2 separate regions of the Mus musculus genome follow, and region 1 is linked to region 2. A link is a loop called in an ENCODE intact Hi-C map of the cell type or tissue named here. Cell type or tissue: gastrocnemius. All regions are shown on one strand. Links, peaks and the distances in the headings refer to the core of each region. The heading gives the core; the rest is flanking DNA.

The links. Peaks named below come from ENCODE experiments on the same cell type or tissue, not always from the same donor. Only the 100,000 strongest peaks of a DNase experiment are listed, where the experiment ranks them.
Region 1: it touches region 2 in a loop (2.2-fold over the local background); 16 of 42 quality-filtered maps call a loop at or near these places.

Annotation. Positions count from the first base shown.
Region 1 is chr12:73,885,355-73,895,042 of GRCm38, reverse strand. No RefSeq gene overlaps it. Among named protein-coding and RNA genes, the nearest start is that of Hif1a, 18 kb to the left of the region's middle. In gastrocnemius, for the core only: no CTCF peak of the experiment used is centred there; a DNase peak (open chromatin) is centred at 4,778.
Region 2 is chr12:73,703,720-73,713,407 of GRCm38, reverse strand. The region is part of intron 9 of Prkch (protein kinase C, eta); the gene reads right to left. Among named protein-coding and RNA genes, the nearest start is that of Gm34189, 74 kb to the left of the region's middle. In gastrocnemius, for the core only: CTCF peaks have their summits at 4,311 (motif pointing left) and 7,946 (motif pointing left); DNase peaks (open chromatin) are centred at 4,297 and 7,920; H3K27ac peaks cover 460 bases.

The DNA of each region.
Region 1 (9,688 bases), core at 1,013-9,012, 180 kb before region 2:
GAAGGTCGAGCTTGCTCCCTGGAGCTGAGTCATTCTTCCATCACCTTCGTGTTACCAGGCAGCAGGACCTTTCTGGTCATGTCTATGTCACATTTCTCCAGATCCTGTCCTGTATCCCATTAACAAGGTCTGTCATAACTAGGTTTAGGGTCAAGTGTCTGCCTCAAGGTCTGAAGTGCTGAAGCACTTCCTTGAGACTTGCTGCTGGAGCAAAGACAATTTCAGAGTGTAGTTAACCTAGGGCCTGCAGGGAAAGGGAGCTGGCAAGACTATGTGGCTAGAAAATAGGAACACCTCTCAAAACACTGTAATATCGGTGCTGTGGTATGTGTATCCATCAAAACACGTCGAACTCACATAAAATAACAACTGTTTTATTGTATATAAATAACACCTCTATTGAGTTAATTAGCAGTGAAGAGCATTTCTACTCCTGAGCATTTTTCTAATCTCTGTTCTTTTCTCTGATGTGCCCCCATCTGGCTACGTTTCATCTGTCCATTGGTTGGTCATGCAGATTTTGTCTAACCTGCAGCCTTTACTTAGAAATGTGAAGCTTGTGTATTACCTCAAGAGGGGAGTGGGGAAAGCAATAGATATGCACATTGTTCAGACCAGTAGGTTGTGGGTCCTATAAGCAAGCTTCAGAGAGCAGGTGATGTTAATCCCCTATATTCTTGCTATTTTATGTCTACTGTTGCAATGGGCATAGGCTCTGTTATGCAGTGATGTGTTGGTCTAGTTGTCTCTATCCCCAGTTTCCCAAAGAATGCCTTACCCAGAAAGAGGTCAATAGAAAACCATTGTGTTGCTCTCGTACTGGGCTCCATGAACATTGTAGAAGCTCAGGAAGTGAAGGATCGTATACAAATATCATAGTTTCCTTGCAAACCCAGTGAATGAGCATGTTGGACAATTGTTGGTGTAGATAATCCCAGAACTCGAAAGAGAGAGAATGTCTTGGAGAACATCTCTGTGATGTAGGGAAGTGACCACTTGTGTGGATCGGGAACTTGGGTTCTGTGGACCCCAATCTAAATGATCCTTCCTCCTTTGGGGATCATGTTCCTCAGCTGAAAAGTCAGGGAGTTGAGCTAAATCATCACAGAGTCCCTTAAGATGAATCACTTCTACGATAGTTTGTTGTCAGTTAAAGGTGTGACTCAGTGGCGGGACACTTGTGCAGGAAGGATGAGCTCTGGCCCCAATTCCAAGACCACTCAATGAATAAATAAAGCAATAAATAGATAAAATAATCCCACATAGTCCTTAGAGACATAGATTCAGAAACACACAGCAAAGGTTAGAACTGGACAGGTGGACAAGATTAATTTGGTTAACACTACAAAATTCCAAACCTTCCACATGGTATCAAAATATTGGATATTTTCATAATTCTTTCCCATGCGTTTCCCTGATTGGTTTTCAAACAGCCTCAATACAATGTTTATCTCAGGATGCACTGAGAAGTTGGACCACAGAGTGAGAACACGTGGGAAAAGAGGAATTGTAGAAGACTGGGCCTTCAGACTATTAGTTACAGTTTGTCTCCTCTTCCAGACACACACCATCTTTTACAAAGATCACGGGACCGTAACGATGAGATCTAAGTAGGCTAACACAGCTATGGACAGATACAGGCAACTTCCTTGTCGCCTGAATTCATTTGCACCTAGTCCGTTTAATTTGATTTATGCAGACACTGATACGTTTTCAGGGAAAAATAATTGGAATAATGCTAATGATCACATTTCAGGCATAGATAGGTCCCTATAGGCTAAGAAGAGCCTAGTGGGAGCTGACTCTCCAAGCAATTTATCCTGTAGGGAACAGTCTTGGTATAATAGGATGCAGCTACAAAAACTAAGGAGTTGAGCAGAGTAAGTCTGTTTTGTTTTTAAAGGCATTAGGGCTTAAGCAGTCTCCCTGGGGGACTCTCCTAGATGCAGAGTGCATATGGCTGTTCCTTTCTCACTTTGTGAATATTTGCAATGGGGCAAAACGTTAAGACCACTGAGTAGTGCACGACAGTGCATGACAAGGAACTGTATTTGATGTAAAATTTTAAATGTGACAGCATTTTAAGATTTACTATTCTATTTTTTTATTTTTATTTTTATTTTTATTTTTTGAGACGTCTAATTATGGAGATCAGGCTGACCTGGAATTTGCCCTGTAATTCAGGCTAGCACAGTCCTCACGATCTGGCTGGGATTACAGGAGTGAGACTCCCTGTACCTTGACCCTGCCTGGGTCAAGCAGCACTGGAACCTATCTCCAGCTGATATTTAATTTAGCAGAGCCCCCGCATGGCAGCAGCCAGGTCCATTAAGAAAGTGAATGTCCTAGACTAACAAACTAATGCATGTGGGACACTCTGGGCTTCTCAAGAATACTTTGGAGAGTTGAAATTCCTGACTAAGTGGAAGGAGGGGGCTCCTACTACAATCCAGCACTGGGTTATAAGACAGTGAGTATTGTTTTCTGGATATGGGCACTATTTAAGCCTTACCACTCCAGCATATTGGAAATCCCTAACCTATATGAGCCATCAAGTCTCTCTAGCTTCTGTATAGCATGAAATATTTTTTCATCCAAATGCTTGAACAGTTTTCCACTGAAGGTTGCTGAGATGCACCTTGTCAAAATTAGTTTTGCTTAAGTATTCACATCAAGCGGATAAAAACGCAATCATAACCATAAGTGATATTTTGTGTTTGCTTGTTCCCTCTGCTAAGTCTGCATTTTTCTTCATTGCCTAAACAATGAATTATCAAAGTTTTTACAAATCTTGCTGCCAGTTGGTTTCAGGAAATTATCAGACCCCTGTATGTGGAAAGAGGATTGAACAGTGTTTCCTATCAACACTGAATTGTCTATAAAAGCAGTCACATTTTCTATCTACAGTGTAAAAATGACAGAGATGTGAATTAATATATTTTTCAGCATGTTGATGTACTACAAAGTTTAGTGCAAGAGCTTTCAAACACAGTTCCCATAGTTTGTTCTCAAACCATCTAATTCCCTATTTAGGGTTCAGCAGACCAAACTTTTTCTGTTTTCTGAGACAGGGCCTCACTCTCCAGTTCAAGCTTGCCTTCAGCGCCCAGTCTCCCCACCTTAGTCTTGCCAGTGTGTGGATTACATCCCTGTAGCACCAAGCCTGGCTCAACCAAATGGATGCTATAGCATTGTTAGTTCCTAAAGAATTGGCAGGCACCCTTCCTTGCACTCTCAGACATCACTGGAATAGCAAACAGTTGCCATTAGAAGACATTTGTTGTCAGAGCTGTTTGATCAAGCCCAATGGGAAATTTTTGTTCGTTATGTGCCAGTTAATTGCTTTTCAATGTTACCTGACAACTCCCAGACATATCTCCAAAGTTAGCCACAGACCAAAGGCTCCTCTTTTATGACATTGGATTGGCTTCATGATTGCAGACTCTACATTCATATGTCAGTCTCAACAATTGTATGAGTGTGGCCAAGGTTTAGATTGATTTCTAAAAGATGTCAAGACCCAACTATTCCATCATGGTGTATGCCTCTTACACTGAGGAATAGCATTACATTCTTTAAAACTATATCTGAAATTTTTGGAATTGTCTTTTTTTTTTTTTTTTTTTAGAATTTTTCCGTATCATCAGGATATTTTCATTTCAAAATATCAAAGAGTTTTAATGACAGAACAAGGTCAGTTAGAGAAGAAGCGTCACAGTATAAAACATACAACAGTGATTAGAGCTGAGTGGGCTCAGTCATTTGTTGATAGTAAGGTATGTTTGATATTTCTTTTTGTACTTGGTGTAATTTTTTTTTTTTGAGACAGGGTTTCATGTAGCTCAGGTTGCTTTTGAACTCTATCTCCTGTAGGTCTCCATGACCTTGACCATGTAATCCACCTGCCTCTGCCTCAAAACGCTGGGACATAGACACGTACCACCTGGCTGAAAACTAGTCCTATTTCATTCTCAAAATCTAACCCATGGGAAAAAAGCACCAAGAATTGAAGATAGCTTTCAGTAAGCCTGCAACAGGCCTCCAGTAGGAGCCATCCGGCACAGGAAGCTACATCTTGCCTTCAAGGTCAAGAAAGAGCAACCAACAGGAGGAAGCATGCCGGTCACAGCCATCATTTGTCTGCTCTGCAGGCCTGATTCCATGTACCTTCTGACATTCTCCATGAGGTCAGTGTCAAGGTTGCTACTTTTGATGCCCAAGGAAACCCAGTAAGAGAAATGAAATATGAAGAAATAAGATTATCAGATAGGATTGAACTTTAGAGAATCACACCATTATAATATCCGAGAGGCATTTTTTTTTCTCCTACTCACGAATACACTTTTGCCTCATTGTGGTCCATAGCACTATTCCTTAAAATGCCTATGTGAGGAATATTTGGGGTGGAAAAATGTTATTTGAAGTTCATGGCAAGTTCTAAAATGGAAGTCACAGCATAGCTTCTGGAGGCTCTGGCACGAGGTCATACCTTTGGCTGTAAAAACTACAGAGCATCCAAACAGTTGCTTGGCAGGCTTGTGGCCACAGTAAAACAGACCACATGGCCACAAGGCCTCAGGTGATACTGCAGCTGGAGCTGCCCAGCATGAGATGGGCTCACTCAGATTCACCTGGGAATGACTCTACATGGTAGCCTACTCTGCCTTCTTGGTCACTGGCATATTCAATGGTGGCTGCTGAGAATATCGGCTGGAAGCTTGTAGCCCTCTCTCTAGCAACCTCCTGTGGGGTAGTAGTTAGCTGATTGCTGGTGAATTGGCACAGCTTTCCCAGTCTGGGGCAACTTGGCAAGGTCAACCCAGCTCAAGAGCTCCCTGTTATTTAGCTGAAGTCTCAGCGACAAGCAGGCTGTACCATGGCTTCTCCCACACCACAAGTCTGTCTTCTTCTCTTTACAAGTGCATCTCCTTACAGCTCTGCTCAAGAAACGTTCTGACTGTAACCTTTGGATTCCAAGTACATTTCCAGGAAAGCCAATCTCAGCAGCTATGCTAGAACATAACCCAAATCTCCAGACTGACTGAGCTTAGCAACCTGGTGGTCACAATTGCAAACTTTGTCCATAACACTTCTGTTGTCAATCCTTGGTAAATAAATGTCTATAGGCTCGTTCATGTTTCAAGAAGTTTCTTTTTTTTTTTTTTTTTTTTTTGTACAAACATATAAAGAGCAGTAGCAGAGAGCTGCAGAGAAGTACAAGTATTTATCTCTAAGTGCAAAGTGGATTGATTCACACTCCCCACCCCCCAGGGGGAAACAGGAGGAGGAAGCAGAGGAGGACATGAAAGTTCAGAGAGGTCAGAAGCACAAGGGTTTCTTAACTCTCACACAAAGAGAGATCTCTCTGAAGTTATGCTGGTCTTAATGTTTAAAAAAAATACATTTTAATACATTGTTACTACTCATTTTTATAAAGTGAGACTTTTAACTTTATTTCATAATTATCCATCCTGAAGAACTTGACTTATAGAAGAGATTGACCTGAATTCAAGCCTCTGTGGTTCAGGATTGGAGTGTGTGTGTGTGTGTGTGTGTGTGTGTGTGTGTGTGTGTACCGACTGCAATGAATTCTTAGCCCTGGGGGATTTAATGGCTTTGTATGTAGAAGCTCTGTAAATTAAAAAAAAAATTATTTGAATACCTCTCACAAGAACATCCTCAAAAACACTACTTTGAGGCCAGAACCTCTAGCACACTACTTAGGCCTACCAAAAGTCTCTTGCATGCTAATCATAAAAATTAAGATCCACTCGACTGTGGCCGAAACCTTTCTTTTCAGGTCAGGCTCTGGAGTCATCATCATAGGAACTCCAGATTCTTATCTGTAAACAATGAGTGGGGTTAAATAAAAATATATACTTGGTCTCTGACCTGGTTCCTGCCACAGAGCTCCTGAAATCCTTGTAATTTCCTGAGTGATTGGGGTACTTGGTGGCTCTTTTGTTCTAATATTCTGCCTCTGAGCCTGGTTTCTGACACAGATCCACCCATTTCCTGGGATCTCCTGGATAAGAGCATCTTGCATTCCTACAAAGTGACTCTTGTCATTGGTCCAAAGAAATATCATGCAGGATTAGAAGTTGAGGATGTTCTGCCAACTTCTGCCCCATCCTCCAAGAAGGCAAGAAGAGTTACAGGCTGAGTTAATAGTTGATCCTGCTGATGGCAAGCCTCTATTAAGTTCCTAAAGTGTGAAGTTGAAAGAGCTTCCCTGTTGGTAAAGATGTCCATGTTCCAGGAGGGCACCACACATCAGATCCAAAGAAACAGAAGCCCCTGCCTTGGGACTCTTCTGAACCTTGCTTTACCGAACCTCTTCATCTGGCTGGTCATGTGTAGTACTTAAAAAAAAAATCTGTTGTACTAAGTGAGTAATAGTAAATAAACCATTTCCTGGGTTCTGTTGGCCACTCCAACAAATTGTTGAATGTAAGGAGGGAGTTGTGGGAACCTCTGAGAGGTTGTTGGCACAGAAGCAATCTGGGGACTGTTGTGGATGAAACAGGGAGCAAGCAGTCTTGTGAGGTTGAACCCTTCACCTCTGGTGTCTGATGCTGTCACATGGTGTCAGCGTCGAGTGTAGAATTCCTAACTAGTGGCCAAAATCTGGCTGGCATGGGTAAATTCTCATCCATTTTGGCCACAAATGTGTTTCGTGTTGAGTGTGAATATAGAGAAGAAGAAAAGCAAGTTGTTCTTCCTACATGTCTGATGTCAGAAGTAGATTGCTGAAAGCGATGTAGGAGAAAAGTTGGGTTTTTTTTTCCTGGTATACAGGATGTTATTTGCTTACAGAGGAGTGGTATGACTCTTTCCCCCAGAAGCTTCCACAACCAGAACTTTCTGTCCTCCTTTCATGCTTTCGGGGTGATGACGTCACCTTGCTGATATTTGTAAGTATAGCTATGACTTACAATGACTTGACCTAGCAGCCTTTTGCTTTTACAAAGTAAAAATGTGTAAAAGCAATACATATTCCAGGCCTAAAAGATGGCTCGTGGTTAGGAGAACTGTCTGGTATTACAGAGGACCCAGGTTCAATTCCCAGCACTGACGTGGTAGCTTACATCCATCTGTAACTTCAGTTCTGAGGGATCTAACTCCTTCTTATGACCCTGGTGGGCATCAGGCATGCATGTGGTGCACACACAAAGATGTAGGCCAAATAGTCACACACATAAGATAAAGTTAATAAATCCTTTTGTTTTTTTTTTAAAGTAGTACATATTCAACAGAAACCCCACTGAGGATTTTGACCTTTGCCAGGCTGGTGGTTTGTCACACACGTCTCTCCTGTAAGACTGAGTAGCAACATCAAATCACAACCGCCAAATAGTCCCCTGCTCATGAGAAGAATAACCAACAGGCTCCAGTGTACCGTGCCGCTATGGTGCTACGGTATGGTGCATAGTTGGTTGTATGTATTCAGCATCCTTAACAATGTGTGGCGTTTCCAATTACAGTGGATGTATCAGGAGACAATCTCACCATCATTTGAGGAGCCCCTCCCCACAAAATTAGAAATTTTAAAAAGATTAACTTATGTTCAGTATAGCGTTACTTGTTTTTCTACCTTCTAGTTTTCGAATTCCCAGAAACTTGGTCAACATTTTCGGTATGGATAGAAGTAATATTGCCTGGGTGGTTCCAGACCTCTTAGTGGCTGCTTAGGCTTTCATCTTTCCCCATCCCTTTCAGCAGCCACGAATGCCAACCCTTCACACCAAAACTTGAGGTGTTTGGAGAAGAACTTGCGGGACGTCCCTGCAACCCCCTCGACAAAGCCAGCGGCAGCTGCTCCTCTCCTTATCTCTCTCTGCCTAGCAAGAGATGCCTTCCCTGCCCCCCAGCACTAATCTCGGCTCCCATGTTTGGACTTTATCATCTGCCCCGCCCCACTGGTAACCATCAAGCCTCCTCCCCTTCCTTCTCCCCCACCTCCTAAACTCCAACACCGTCTCCACTGTAGCCATCCCAATATGGTTTAGATAGTACCTTCTCAGAGAAGTCTTCTCCAACCTGAGTCCCAACCACTTTACCGCCTCTTGGGTCTGGGTGAGGCATCCTATAAGGGCATCCCCCATAACATTGTGCACTTAGGAGTTAATTGAATTAACAAAGGGTTGGAAGGTATGATATGCGCAGAATGTACTAGGTAATTAACATGTTCTGAATAAAATAGGGCTCTTGTCCTCAGGAAATTTATATGCCACTTTGGGAATGAGACAGTAAACGCAGTTATAATAAGGCACAATTAGCTCACAAAAGAAGCATGCACGGGGACACAGAGAAAGCACTCAAGTCCAGACTTGAAGGGTGAGAGATGATTATTTGGAAAAAGATTCATCTTCATTGTGAAGAAAAGAAATTGGACTAAGTTAGGCTTAAATAATGGGGCCTACAGGGAGTGGCTGGGAAGAGAAGAGAGGAAGGGAATGAGGTTTGGGCTGTAGGGTAAAGAGGGCTTGGCCTACTCAGAGTAGCGAATATCCCTGAGCCTTTTCCAATCACTCTCTGACAGAATAGACACTTCTTGAATGAAGGAGCAAGTGAAGAAGGCTGAAAGAAGAAGGGGTCAATATATGAATGGAGGACTTAAGCAAGAGGCTGGCATCACCCAACTTACTCTTTATAAAAATTGTTCTGGGCAGAGAGAGTCAACTGGCCAGGACTGATGGGGACTCGTAGAGATCAGAGAGCCTGCAGGGGTCTGATCTATACATTATGGTTGAATAGCTTGGTATCTTTGTAGGAATCCTAAGAGTGGGAGCAGGGGACTGTCCCTGACTCTTGCCTACTTAAAGGACCCTTTTTCCTCCTCCTGGGTTGCCTTGTCCAGCCTTGATCTGATGGAACGTGTCTGGTCTTGTTGTAGCTTGTTATGTCGTGTTTGGTTAATGTCCTTGGAAGGCCTGCTTGTTTCTCAGGGGAGGGGAGGGGAGGGGAGGGGAGGGGAGGGGGAAACTGAGGTCCAGATGTGATATATGAGAGAATTAAAAAAATTGCTATGTGTATATGAACTATAAGGAGACTAATATATAATGCTAATCGGAGATGGGTGAGGAAGTTGCTGTTAAGGATGAGGGCGAGCTGAGAGACCACTGTGAGGTTGGGAAGGAAGATAACAGGCTGTGTCAGACTAAGGACACAGAGGTCAAAGGGCTCGGCAGCCCACTGTCAGAGTAAGGAGACAAGGAGTCACGGATGAGGTCCACGCTTCTGACTTGAGCATGGTTGGCAGCCGTCACTGAGCTGCGGCTGATTCAGAGATGTGTCTGCGCTGTGAGAACGATAAGAGGCGTAGGTTGTGGCTTTTCTTGACTAGTTACCTGAAAGAAGCCATTTTAAATGGGAAGGGTTTATTCTGGCTCATATTTGGGGGGAGTATAGCTTTTTGTTTTGTTTGTTTGTTTGTTTGTTTTGTTTTGTTTTGTTTTTTTACAGCGGGGAAGTCATGGCAGCAGGTGGCTCCGTGGGGGCGGGACTCCGCAGCAATGATTTATGACATAGTCAGGGAGCCATGATCCACTTCCTCCCACGAGGTCCCACCGTCTAAAGACTCACCACCTTCTAAACTAGTACCACTAGGGTACCAGTAGGAGCACACGTTAAAAAATATGAGTCTGGGTGGGTGGGGGGCATCTCACACTCAAAACGTAACACTCAG
Region 2 (9,688 bases), core at 455-8,454:
GCTGGGCTTAGTGGTCAGTACCTTTACCCACTGAGCCATCTTGCTGGTTCATATACACTCTTACAAGGGCCCACTTCACTTTCCCTGTGAGAAACAGTCCTCTAGGCTGTGAGGCCAGACACTGAGGACATCACTGGACAGTCACGCAGGGCCACAGCGTCCAGCCAAGGCAGATTCCTCAGGGAATACATGGTACTAACTCAAGGGCACAACTGATACTGAATGAGTCTATACCTAGGATGCTGCTACAATGCACAGGGCAGCCCTCCAAGAGAGGCGTATCCCACCGTGTGTTAAAAGAGGGCCCATGACATGGCGCTGTGCGAGCATTTTATTTATGGTTCACTACAACCATAATAGCTCACCGGCCCTGAGATGGGTCATGCATTAGGGGTGATGTTCTGAGCCGTGTGGAAAGGAACTTTCTCTGCAGATCTGTCCTAAAGCCCTAATAAAGAGGAGTTAGTCGGGTGAATGGCAGGCCCACATTTTATAGGCTTCCAGAAGAGAAATGTAGACCAACTCTGCCTTATGCGCTGCCTGCATTTCCTGACCTAACCCTAAGCAGCTTTCACCAGCAGTAGATGGATGTTGGCTTAGACGGTGTGGACAGTGGCTCATCCCTACCCCGTGTCTCCTCAGAGAAAACCAAAGAGAGCATGGTTCTGTGTTCCCCAGGGAGGGAGAGAGTTGACAGAGCAGCAAAATGCCACAGTAGCTTTCCAAGGAGCGCTGCAAAGAAAGGGAAGGGAGGGCGGCTGATTGGCACTCCTGTTTTGACGGGGAATTATATTCTACATCATTTTAACATTTAAGATGTCATAAACCTTGAGGATGAAATGAAGAGACGCTGGGAAGAGTTCCAACACCCCCTTCCCAGGTCCTGAGAGATCCACGACAGGGCAGAGCTGGGGAGGGGTGAGCTCACAATATAGCGGGCTCTTCTGCTGAAGAGCAGGAAGAGTCCTGCAAGCAGGAAGCCTCCCACAGATCAGAGGCAGAAACACCCTGGGTGGCCCTCCAGGGACCAGGGCGGTACTGACTGACAGCAGAAAGCAGGAAAAGGAGTCTTACAAAAGAGCAGTACAACGGGGTCTTGGTGGCTCAGGAGGTTACTTGGGAGTGGGCAGGGAGGTAGACAAATGTCCCTCCCTGTGGCCTGGAACAGGAGATGCCAGTGCGAGGGGAACACACAAACATGGAGGTGAGCAGACAAGCTAGCTAGGGCTGCGACTCCTCCTATGCTGCCTCCTGACTTAGGCCTGTCAATTACTCAATTAATACAGCACCAATCACCAGCTGGGAGTGATGTGGGGTTTGGATCATGCCTTCTTAATAATAATCAGCAGATACCAAATTCATTCTACCCCACATAAATAAGAGTGCATTGGACACACAAATATAGCTTCAAGGCCAGCTCCCTATACGCCTTCCCAAACATGTGGCTTTTCTGAGCCTGACCAAAGTAGAAATCCAAGAACAACCTCCGAGGAATGACTGGTCACTTGCTGAGTCTACCCACATAGGACAGCTTCAGGCCTACAGATTCCTAGAGCAGCTACACAGGGCAGAGCCTGTTCTTCTTTGTCCCCTACTGTCTTCTCAGGGTGGGCTTCATATCACAGACACTCCATGTTACAAGGGCTGAGTGAATGAATGCTTTCCTGCCTTCTACCGTAAGCTAAGCCTTGCAACAAGGCTGTTTCTACTTATGACCGGCACTGGCTATTTCTGGGGCCCATGAGAAACAGTCATAACCCAGTTCTAACCAGTGATGAAGTATTAACAAGAAACTCAAGTATTTCAAAACTAGAACACATGAGAACCCATGGTTGCTACCCAAGAAAGTCTGGTTTTTACAACTGCATAACTGTCTACAGGGTGGGGTCGACTCACTCCACCTACAGACTTACAGCCTCAGATCCTCCCTGGATAACCATGTCTGTCAAGGTGAGTGCTTACCCAACCTCCCAGGTACTACCTGCAGGCACTGCAAAAACTACAGTGTTAGTTGGTTGGGGACTGAAGTTCTGCAGAAAGCCCAGCACATGGATTGGAGCTTCCACAGGATCCGGAACTTAGTACATGAGTTCAATTTCTCACTGTCACTTCATGAGTGCCAGTCTTCCTTTAGAACAAGAAGAAGGACAGGGATTTCACCAGACTCCCCCCTTTTCAGCTAAAACAGCAGAAGTCTTGGTACTTGAACTTGAAAGGGCAGAGGATTGGCAACTTGACCTACTGTAGTGAACAACCTGTAACTATGCAATCACCAGCTCCAACACTACCAGTCACTGTGAGCACACATGACTAAGGCTAACCCTGGTGAAGACTGGGGACTTCAAAGGAAATGACACCCGGTGCCACAAAACATCTGTCCAGATGTAAAAGTATAGGGGCTGCTTACCCTCCAGAATGTCAGGGGTGGTGACAGCTGTAAACAAGCCAATTATAGTTAAACAACCTCGAGGACAACGGTTTTAACTCTAGACACACCTAGTAGCCTGTGGACCAATCGAGACACGGGGGAAGAGAAACAGTTTCACCTTCTGACTCCCCCACCCACCCAACCCCATTCATAATCAAGACCATGTGACCCAGTAGCCCAAGAGATCAGAAACCCAAATCCTGTGCCTGGAGATGGTCCTCTGAACACCATCCCCAGGGATTGTCGGTTGAGGAAGTAAGCTCACACAACTTGGTCCAGACATCTGAATTTCACCCGTGGACCTATGTCCATAGCTACCAGCCTGAGAGAAAGATGGAGCATGCTGACAGGTTGGAAGCAAACAGAGCTGGAGAACACCAATGCCATGTTCTAGTTTGTTTTCTATTTCCATCTGAGCCAAAGGCAAACGAGAACAAATGACCCAGAAGCAGACCACATGGCATGAGAAGTAGTCATTGCTCAAGGAAAGGAAGAAACCTAGTTCCAGAGAGAGCAGAGGAAAATATCCTTGGGTGTTTCAGAAAAGGCCAGAAAACACATATGGTACACAAGAACAATTCTTTCTAACAACCCCTTTCTTTTCAGATGTATATACTGCACAGAGGGGAGATTGCTTGCTACAGTGTAACAGGCATGGCATAGAACGGCATAACCCAGGCAAGAAGCCACATACTTTCAGGTAGCCCCTTGCTGTGTGATCCAGGATAGATTGTTTAACCTCTCTGGAGCTCAGCTGTGCAAACTGTTCCAAGGAGGATGCAAACATCTTCACCTTCTGGGATTGTTTGGAGTACTGCAAGACATTTTGCCCAACAGGTATTTATCAGATAGCAGTGTGCACTTTCTGGGGCAGCAAGAACGAGTAAAGCATCCAGAGTGCACTTCAGTGAACTTCCAGCTTCTGCACCTGCCCATCCTGCAGAACGGACACATTCAGACTCCAACAATGATCAACCAGGCACACTGATGCTAGCAGAGGCCTCTGCAGACAGACCATCATCTCCTTTGTCTTCTCCTCTTCTCTCCTAGCCTGTAGCCTTGGGGGGTCTCTTCTCCTTGACCAGGATGGCAGAGTATCAGAGCACAGGGAGATGATGGCATGATGGGAGCTGAGTGTGCCTCCTTCCCAATCCAGCTGATGGTAGCACCTCAGGATGCACTTGGGACTGGCTCAGTAAATTGTGGACTGTGGGCTGTGGCTAATCTGCCCCTGCCCTGTGTATGCAGCTCCCTCCCCACAAGGGACTCCTTCTAGAGGCTCTTTACTCACTAGGGAGAAAGGCAGTCTTTTCTTTTCTCTTCTTTTCTTTTCTTTTCTTTTCTTTTCTTTTCTTTTCTTTTCTTTTCTTTTCTTTCCTTTCCTTTTCCTTTCCTCTTTCTCTTTCTTTCTTCTCTCTCTCTCTCTCTCTCTCTCTCTCTCTCTCTCTCTCTCTCTCTCTCTCTCTCTCTCTCTCTTTCTTTCTTTCTTTTTGGACTGGAGATGCCTAACTAGGCAAACTAGGAAATAAAGAACTTCTTAAAGACACCAAGTGCTAGGAAAGCCAGAGCCCAAACTTTAACTCAAGGTTCCCTTGTTATTACCTGCCCCAAAGGGGGGTGGAATAATAACCCCTTTCTCACCTCTACATATTCTGCTTTACTAATAACTAATATGACAACAATGGAGAGGAAAATACAGAGGAAGCAACGCTCTCTTGCCCTTGTGTTACCAAGTCACTTCCCTGACATCCTTAGCGTCTGCTGAGAGCGTCCTGTGCCTGTGTGCACAGATTCTGAACAATCTCGCCTTCTGCAATTGGGGCTGGGCTTTGCTGCTACTCCTCCGCCAGCTAGGAGCAGCAGATCCCTCTGGCCTGTCTCGAGCTCCATCTTCAGGACTGACCCAGGAAGTCTAGCAGCCCAGGCTCTGAGGAAACCTACAGCAAGGGGCCGGTCCTGTCCTTCCTGTCCCTGGGAGCCTCTGTGGTCTACAGCCATTAGAGAAGCAGAGGTAAACAGAGTTGAATTCCTAAGGAGTGAGGAGGGACCTCGGTACAGCCCTCTTCTAGGTTTTGGACACAGGATGTCCTGTATTTTTGAAGCAGAAGGCCTGCTCAGATAAACTGGGTCTCTGAACAAAGACTGGGGCATCTGACCAATATTGACTTTGCTGCTTCCCCCAACCCCTTCCTGGGAGGCTGCTTTCTGTCTTTGCTCCTTTCTCCCTCCTCCAGCCTCTCCCTCTGGCTGGCCTCTTACCCCACCTATCTGCCTCTCTGAAGCTCAGTTTTCTCTGCCTGGCCTCAGCTGAAAGCTCTTCTTACTCAAGCGGGAAGCCTGTGGAAGAAAGGCGGTGGGCCTCCATTCCAGGCCATAAATGCCAATAGGCTGACAGCCCCAATGAAGATGAAAGGACCCGGAAGCAAAGTCAGCTTCAAAGCACCGAGGACAACAGCATGTGCTAGATTTGTGACACGGGTCCCTTGTAACCAAGTGTTCCTTGGCTAAAAAATGCCTTATTCTCACTAGCTCTGTTGTTTAAAACAACAAAACAAAACATGCATTTGAAAACTGTGTACCAACCCAGCAACTCCGCCACTCAGCTACTGTCCTGATGAGATTTTTATCATCATTTCTGGCTGGTGCCTTTGTAGGGAATGGAGAGCCACTTTGCTGTCTTGGCCAGAACTTGATATGGATACAAACCACTCATCTTTGTAAGTACTGTATCCTTTCCTGGAACCTTCTAGTTCTACGGTTTCTTAAAAGTGCTGGGTGTGAGGGAGTGTTTTATTATTTCCATGTTTCTCTGAACTACAGACAAAGCAAAGATAATAACCGAGTCTATCTTATGGAGCGACAACATGCCATTAGTCATGCATGCTAGGTGCTGATGACAATGTCTGATATCCAATACTTTTGAATTTTTTTAAGTGACCTAGTGGATCTGGAACTCCTGGACTCTACCTCTCATAGCCTGTCTGAGACTCCAGGTCTGAGCCATCACATCTGGAAGAACACCCACTTCAATTAGTACATTAAGTGTTTTCCCTTTGCTGAAAGCTCAGGTCATTTCAACTTAACTCAGATGATAAGAAAATAAATAACTCCAAAATCTAAAACAAAGAAAAAGATCTAAATAGATATTTCTCAAAACAAGAAGTATAAGTGGCCAATAGATACATTTAAGAGAAATGATGGCCACTAACCATCAGAGAAATGCAAACTGAAGCCACCCCAAGGTGGCTTTTCCCTGCTGGAGCTGCTATTAAAAGGATGAAAGGAATTGAGCTCCAGCAACACAGGAAGGAAAGAAGGCCCATCCATCCGTGTGCACAGACACTGGGCCTGTGAGTCCGTCAACCACCGCCCAAATCCAAATGGAGACGCCTCAAAAGTTAAAATGGAATATGCGTATGATCCAACCAACAGTTCCACAAGCTCGGTTTATATCCAAGAAGTCTGAAGTCAGAAGCAAGATGATTGAAAAGAGAACTGCACGCCCTGTTCACGGCAACATTATCATCGTATGGCTGGATGGACAGAGATATGGATGGATGGACCCAGAAAATGTGGGGTGGATACACAATGAGCCATCGTTCAACCTTAAGACGGGAGGAAACCCTGGCATGTGTGGCAACACAGATGGATCTGGAGAAGATTAAGTGAAATAAACCAGGCATAGAAAATCAAATCTAAAGAACTCCCAGGAGCAAAGGATGGATGCCAGGGCTGAGGGTAGGAGCTAGGGAGCTGTCAATCAAAGACTATCAGCAATGGACTAATAATATATATTAACCATCTTTAAGGTTTAAGCATTTTTAAAAACATTCATTTATTCATTTGTTTGTGTGTGTGTGTCTTTATATGTGAATGCATGTATGCCACAGCAGATGCAAGGCAATTAGAGGACAACTTTAGAGACTTGGTTCTTTTCTTCCACTCTGTAGGTCCCAGGGATCAAATTCATCAGGCCATCAGGCTCAAGGCAAGTGCCTTTACCCACCACCCCTCACCAACCCAAATCAAGCATCTTTACATACAACATCTATCGTATTATTGTATTGTGTCTGTTGGCTACACAATGAAAATAAAACCAGCAGACCTAACAGCTTTTACAGGTGAAGATAAAGACAATTACTCACAAAGTGTTGGAATTCCTGACGCTATCAGAAGGTCTGCGATTTCTCACTTATTTCTAACAGTAACATTTAAGGAGAGATATGAGCCAAAGAGTTTAGGGATTTTTAACCTATGCAGAAAGCTTGATAAAGTATCTAGTGTTTGAAAATTGCTTTTTGTTTTATTTTTGGTAGGAACAGAAGGAGCTCCTAAACTCCCACTTTATGGTTTAGAGGGGGGAGCTCTGGGACGTTGCCCTTGCTTGGTGTGGGGAAGTGGGTTCATCACGGAACAGCCTTAGCTTTTAAAAAGAATTGTTATTCCTTGAAAATTCCATAGACGTGTGCAATGCATTTTAACCATATCTGTTTCCCATTCCCTCTCACCAGGCCCCTCAATATATTTTTCTTCTAGCTTCAAATCTCCCTCCCCAATAATCCATTAACTCCAGCAGTGTGCCCATATGGACATGGCTGTGGCGTCATCCACCGAGGCTCGGGCAGCTAGCTGCGGCCCCGACCTGTGAGTAGTCAGTCTCTTTACCTTCCCACTGGATCCTCACAGAGGTCTCACTTCTGAGACCAGGACTTGGAGAAACGCAGAAAAGACTTTGACAACAGACTCAGCATTTCGACCTAGGGTCACCGAAGAGAACTTGAGTGGACAGTCCCAAGGGCAATGCTTTTCCATCTCTCCAGGCAGATGCTTCAGTAGCTGATGTGAGACTGCACATGACCCATGGGTCAGAGTCAGCCTGGCCTATACCTGAACCCTGTCTCCAACACTACCAAGCCAAGAGGACCTTAGTGAGCTCCTCCCATCTCTGGGCTTCAGCAATAGAGATTCCACAGGGCCAGACATGAGGGAGTTCACGTTACTGAACATGGACTCTCCCAATGAAATGTCATTTGCCAGGCCATTTGGGGAAAACTCCAGTGCCCTAACTAGATGAGCTACTCAGAGGACAGAAGGCCACAGTTAGCACCCGACTCCTCACTTGAGGGGCCATGGCTTGCAGAGTCAAGTAGCTAGAGCCATCCAAGTTTACCGTTCCTCGTAGTGACTAGCATTTCCAGTCCTTTATAGCCAGCTTTACAGGAGATAGGGGTAGACATGGAGGATATTTCCAGATGGAAGAATAACACTTGAGTCCCATAATTTCCCAGAGTGAAATGAAGACCCTGTCTCTACCTGGCCATGTGAAGAACTCATTTGCTTCTTGGTTCCCATCACTCCTTTCACCCTCTAACCTGAAGGTCAGAGCATTCCTCTCCCCTCCTTCTTTGTTTGGGAGCCAGCACCTGTAACCCACAACCTTTAAAAATGCTCCAGACTGTCACTGCTCAGGTGGTGAGAAATCAAGGCCACTTTACAGTCACGACTGCCACCCTGTGGCCAAACATCAGACCTTTAATAGAAGAGGGGGGAAAAAAACAAAAACAAAAAACAACCACCAGGGATGCTAATGAAGACTTCAGCTGTAAGTCCTAGGAATCTCTATGCCCACTGAAACTTTATTACTGCACAGGGTCACTGCACAGATTAAATACGACAGTACACACAAAGCTGTCAGAACAGTGCCTAGAAGGCAGACCATAAAATGTCAGCCGCCATGTTAACTACCATAGAGGTAAGCACCACTGGACTCCGTCCAAATCTTAAATGCTCGAGTTTCCTGAGCAATACTACCTCCAATAATATGCCACGTAGAAATGCTCTATAAACATGCAAAAATGAAAGTACACGGGGACTTGTGGCAAGATGGGTTGAAATAAAAAACCAGATAGGTAATTAACCACACACACACACACACACACACACACACACGTACGTACGTACACGCAGAGACAAGGGATAGATGGATGGATGAATGGATGGATAGATAGATAGATAGATAGATAGATAGATAGATAGATAGATAGATAGATAGATAAAGTCTAAATATACAGCCTTGGCTGCCTGATTGGCCTTGAAACCACAGAGGTTTGCTTGCCTGCCCCTGAAGCCCAAGAACTGAGATTAACAGCATAATCCACTGTGCTTGGCACAATATGTTCTTAATACAGAATACTCTACAGCTATTAAAAATGAAGCAGCTAGATGTATGCCAATATGATAAAACCTCCAAGATTTAACTGTTACTGTGTTTTTAAAAATTAGTGCAGTCATAGTCGAAGTTCAGTCTTGTTTGCGTTTTAATTTTTCTAATTATTTTGTGTGTATGGGTGTTCTACTTCCATTTATATCTGTGCATTACATGCATGTCTGGTACCTGGCAGAGGCCACAAGAGGGCATTAGCATTCCTGGGAGTGGAGTTATAGACCATGTTAGGCACCGTGTGGCTACTGAGAATTGAACCTGAGTCCTCTGGGAGAGCAACCAGTGCTCTCAACTGCTGAGCAATCTCTGCAGGACTTTCCAGATTTTGTGTTTTTTTAAAGGGTGGTGTGCATCTTTTATGCATCAAAAACTCCTTAAAAGGCTTCCTGTGACAGAGAGAACAGACATGTGGAGGATGCACATGCCGTCAATTAAAGAAGCTGGCTTTCTGTGATTAAACCTGGCCCTTCATTCCTCTACATTAGTTTCTTCCCAGGTTTTCTGCTGCATTCCACAGCCTGGTCTTTGAAGTTACAGTCCTGTGCAGTCACAGTCAAGACCACCTCAGCTTTAGAGCCTCACTGAGCTTCGTTCACAATGGATGCTCCGCCTCAGCCTAGCTCTGTGGAGCTGTTTACCCACTGTGGGAAGCATTCTCTTTGCCAGCAATATCGAAGTCTCACCTTCGCCTCAGCTTAGCTGTTAATTTCCATCACCAGTAAGGTGGGGTGCCGCTGTGTGTTTCCCCAAGGGCACAACCAGGTTCAGTCTCCCAAACAATAGGAAAACCTGACCTATCTGACAGGAAATCTGACTGGAAGACCTGTTGGAACTTGGATGGATGCTTTCTTAGAGGTCACCTTCTTGCTGATTAGAGAAGCCCAAGTATGGACCCAATTCTAGAAAGGCGGCAGCATGACCTGGCCCAGAGAATGGACCAGAGTTAGTGCAAGATGGTTTTGATTCATTGGCTCCATCTTGGTGAGCTATCTCCTCTCCCAGCTCCTGCTGCTAAAAAAAGATGACCCAATAGACCA